Linked DNA regions of Homo sapiens: region 2 is linked to region 1. Evidence: chromatin loops called from intact Hi-C (ENCODE). Cell type or tissue: Calu3. All regions are shown on one strand. Region 1 overlaps INPP4B (inositol polyphosphate-4-phosphatase type II B). Region 2 has its middle 220 kb from the start of IL15.

Evidence for each region. Peaks named below come from ENCODE experiments on the same cell type or tissue, not always from the same donor. Only the 100,000 strongest peaks of a DNase experiment are listed, where the experiment ranks them.
Region 2: a loop joins it to region 1, with 2.6 times the contacts of the local background. A loop is called at or near these places in 3 of 110 quality-filtered maps.

What each region holds. Positions count from the first base shown.
Region 1 is chr4:142,094,963-142,097,462 of GRCh38, reverse strand. The region is part of intron 23 of INPP4B (inositol polyphosphate-4-phosphatase type II B); the gene reads left to right. Among named protein-coding and RNA genes, the nearest start is that of IL15, 460 kb to the right of the region's middle. In Calu3, no CTCF peak of the experiment used is centred here; a DNase peak (open chromatin) is centred at 1,292.
Region 2 is chr4:141,859,793-141,862,292 of GRCh38, reverse strand. No RefSeq gene overlaps it. Among named protein-coding and RNA genes, the nearest start is that of IL15, 220 kb to the right of the region's middle. In Calu3, no CTCF peak of the experiment used is centred here; a DNase peak (open chromatin) is centred at 1,122.

The DNA of each region.
Region 1 (2,500 bases):
CAACATGGTGAAAAACTCTCTCTACTAAAAAATACAAAAAATTAGCCAGGCATGGTTGCAGGCACCTCTAATCCCAGCTACTAAGGAGACTGAGGCAGGATAATTGCTTGAACCAGTAAGTGGGAGGTTGCAGTGAGCCAAGATCACGCCATTGCACTCCAGCCTGGGCAACAAGAGCGAAACTCCGTCTCAAAAAATAAAATAAAATAAAATAAAATAAAATAAAATAAAATAAAAATAACATAAAATAAACAAAAAATGGACATGGCTGACTTTTAATAAAAATGTATTTACAAAAATAAAAAAATGTATGACCTGGGGTTAGCCTGCAAGTCATAGTTTGCAAACCCTAATCTATAGTGTCTAAATTAATTTTATTTAAAATAGCTTTTTTTTCATTATGGGAACATACAAAATTATCTGAAACCCTCATTTGCATTTTTTAAATAAGTGTTCCCCAGGACATAGATTAAGAAATACTGACCTAGTCCAACCCCATCATTTGCTATGAGGGACTTGGGGTCATTCACATACCCTTTGGCAGGAGAAGAGAGACTAAATTCCATGTTCTCTGACTCCCAGTCAAATGTTCTTTTAATTTATATGCTGCTGCTCCACCATTGCTGTCTAATGGCTTCTGCAGTGAACTGAAGATTGTAGATTTTTAAATATTGGAATATTTCCAGCACCATACTTTTATTTTCTGTTCATATATTTTTACACACTTGTAATTACAAATTTATTTTAAACTCATTGCAGAAGAAACTCTGATGCACTAATCTTTTGAAGTTTTTAATGCTTTTTTAGCATTAAAAAGATTGAGAGAATTTTTTAACTACTATCTTTAGAAGCACTTCTGTTTCTTTTTAAAAGAAAAAGTGAGAAGAAATAATATCCAATTTTTATTTCCTCAATGCATGTTAAACTACATAGACTTTTAATGTCCCTTAAATTTTAGACACGATCAAATTATGAAATACAAACAGCAGTACAAGCAACAAAGGTAGACACACATATACATATACAAAGGTCCACCTGCTTGGCCAACCAGACATTGATCTATGTTACTATCTATGTTGCAATGTCTGTGTTATTTGGTGGTCTTCATAAATTACAGTCGTCAAATCTTTTAGCTAGCCTTATTCTGTTGTAGTATGTGTAGGTACAAACTTAGATTTTCTTGCCTTTCAATCATCCTTACATTTTCTTCATTATTTTCTCTTCACTGAGGCTCTCATCTTTTTTGAATGTCTAACTCTTGCATTCCAGATTCTACTACTCACGAAAGATTGGCTGGCCTCCCAGTATACCAGTCTAGTAAGTCTGCACATAATGGCATGAAATCAAAAGACATAAATTCAATTGAAAGCTCACTTAGGTGAGTCATTTAGTGTTTTCAATGCCTGCATTTCATTGTCAGCCAAATGAGAATAATTACTTTGTATACACCTTGTACTTCAAAGTAAATTCTACCATTATCTCACCAGGGAAAAGAAGTTAATATTAAAATTTCCACTGTCAATTTCTGTGACTAAAAAGTGTCACATGTACTTATGAATATTAGAGAGATGGTTAAGACGATAATTGTGGTACACTGAGCTTTTCAACAGTTATATTTCTGCTGTGTACAAACAACAGAAACAAACAACAATCTAGTTAAATTTGATCGTGAAGCTTTTTCAATTGTTTGAACCAAATTTCATCCCTATCCAATAGCCTCTCTCCTTCTCTGTCATTTCTATAGTCTTTGCAATCTATGTTGACTTATCTTAATTTTTTCGTGAAATCACTGATTCTCTGATAATCTTTCAAACAAAGCATACTTTTTTCTTTCTGGAATGCTCCTATAGGTGAGCTCCTGAAATCATCATTAGGATAAGTTCTCTGGTCTGACACTGCAAAGTAAGATGGATACTGAAAATATTGAGACTCATCATCCCTTTTGGAAATAAATATCTGAATTTAACTTCTTGTTAACAAGAAGTTGTTAGTATGATGTCCAATCAACAGAAAAACGATTAAAGGTGACTACGTTAGTTCTAACCTTCAATGAAACATCAAATTAAAGACAATTAACAAATTCTTATTTCACTTTTTAGATCCACTTTTCCAACTCTGTAATTCACTCAGCTATTTGGCATAGCACTCTTCCAAACATTCACTCTTTATTTACCATTCTCCTCCTCCCTGAACCACAACTGCAACGTCTTTTGTTTCCAGTCCACTTTTTCTTCAGCCTTTATTTTATCATTCTCCCAATTCTGCATCACAGAATGTCAGATAGAGTGAAACTCTCCTTAGAGGCTAAGTAAGGGTGAGAAATTGAAGTCTCAAGGATAAAATTATCTTTATCAAGTGGGTCGGAAAATAACAGTGTGAGCACATTAATAGATTAATATGTTTTGTTGCCATTGATAAACTGTAAATATATGAGTGTCCCAGATTACCAAATCAGAGACCACATCAAGTCAAAAAAGGGAGCCATATGAATGGAATAAAT
Region 2 (2,500 bases), 240 kb after region 1:
TCAGAAGTTTGACCACATGTTTCTTGGCATGTCCTTTGTTTTTTTCTTTTGGGAGTTCACTCAGCTTCTTGAATCTATAGGATTGTGCCTTATGCCAAATTTGGGAAGTTTTCAGTCATTATTTCTTTGAGTACCTTTTTATTCTCTCCCTTTTTTATCTTTCTTCCAGATGTAGATGGCATGAGAGTCAGAACTTTATTATAGTTTCACAGTGTTCCATGGTGGGCCTATCCTATACAAGCCTATCCTCAAAGTCCAAGGAAGTTGAGAGGCCAAAGAAAGAGGCTGGCATATCCAGTTTCTCAGAAATACATGTTTAATAAGGGCCTACAGATAGAAGCCATGTCTGTGTTTTGGGCTGTGGCGAGACCAGGTGTTGGAACCTCCTACATTCCGAAGGGATGTGTAGGACAATTGAAGTACAATAACATCAAGGTTGTTTTGACCTAAGAGCAGGATTTACAGTAAGTAAGTGCTCTTTGCCAAGAAACAAAAGACATACTGGAAATCTTAGAGGCCTTCCTAGAATAGGGGTTAATCAGATGTCAACATGGTGGATTAGCCTCCAAGATGAAGTTGCTTTAGCCTCCACATACAGGTTCCTAAAGCTCTATTTTTTTCTGTCTGATTTGTTTTACAGATTAAGTAATTTCTTTTTTCTATCTTGAAGTCCACTGACTCTTCTTTCCATTCTATTCAATTTTTTGAGCCCATTCATTGAGTTTTTTTATAATTATGGTATTTTTTAGTTCTAAAATTTCCATTTGGTTCTTATTTATATCTTCTATATTACTGTTGAGATTTTTCTTTTTTCTGAGACATTCTGATTTTTTCTCTAATATGTTTATAAATTGCTCATGAAAAATTTTTATGATGACTTTTAAAATCTTGTCAGATATTTCTAACATTGTTGTCATCTCTGTTTTGGCATCTGTTGATTGCCTTTTTTTCATTTTTGAGATCTTTCTGATCCTTGCCATAATGAGTGTTTTTCAATTGAAACCTGGATATTTTGGGTGTTTTATGGAACTCTTGTTCTTATTTAATCTTTCTGTTTAGCTGTCTTATTTTGACACCATTCTAGCATGGAAAGATGTGAGCACCACCTACTGCCAGGTGAGGATAGAAGCACAGGTTCCACAATTACATGCATTGACACCTGAGGGTAGGAAGATTCCTCATTGCTGCAGGAAAAGGATGGAGTTGTAGCTCTCCAGTAGGCCTCCACTGAACATCGCCTTGTCTGGAAGGGATAGGAGTGCCTTTTAACTGCTTCCCACAGAGCCTCTGCTTACACCAGAATGGAGGGGTCTTATTAGCACTGGCGTTGATGGCAATCCTGATTCTCTATTTAACTTCCTCTGATATCACTCCAGTCAGGAGTGGGTGGAGGTCACCTTATGATGGATAGAAATTCTACATCCACAAGTAGTCACCACTGACATCAAGGGGAGGGAGATGGCTTATTATCTACCCAATAAGGATGAAAGTCCTGGCTTTCTAATTGGCCTTCTCTGACACCACAAGGGAGGAATTAGGTGCCTAGAAAATGTGGAAGTCTACTTTCCCCACCCTTACTGGTAAGTGTGGAGCCACAGTTCTTTTCTGTGGTAGATGGCTAGAATAAAGCATTTACCGTATAAAAGATTTTTGTCTTGCTAGGTTGTTCCTTTCCTGGTACTTTGGCTAGAAAAAATGGCCTTTTATGGGTCTCTTATTTTCTGTATCTGTTGGTGTTTGCCGATTGCCAGCTTCTTCAACTGAGATATATGAGGCAAAGAAAAAACCCAAGTAACTTACCAGAATGTTGTTCCTTGAATCCAGAGTTTGCTAGCTAGTCTGTCTTCTTTTTCTACCTTCAATGTCTTCTTATGTTTGTTTTATATGTAATGTCCAGAGTTTTTAGTTGAACTTAGTAGAAGAAATAGGAAAAAAAAGATGTCTACTCCATCTTTCCAGAAGCAGAAGTCCTTCTCCCTGATTTTAAAACCTCAATTTACCAAGAAGTTTAGCTACAAATTTTACATACAAAAAAGTTAAGTATTAGTCATTTGCTAATCTGGCCACTAAACATTTGAGTGCAGCTCTTTTCCCTTTTTCGTCATAAAGGCTTAACACCTCCTTACACAAAAGATCTTCCATTGATTTTTGGAGGTGTTTTTTAATATTAACATTATCAAAACTACAGAGGTTTTCATTTTGGCATCATAATTTTAACATTTCAATGAAGAAATAAAAATTTGCCCTTGTTTATTTAAAAGGCTGAATAATATTCCACTGTGTGGACATATCACACTTTGTTTATTCATTTATCTGTCAATAAACATTGCTAAAATAACTAAATAGGAGGCAATTCACCTGAGGCAGCTTCAGTGCCCTGAGATCCAATATAAGCAACCTAAATCTAACTTGAATGCCTTCCTTGTAACTAACTTAGAGAGAGATAAAATTTAAACTTAATCAATCAGAAACCACTAACTTCAAACTGCATAACTAGAAA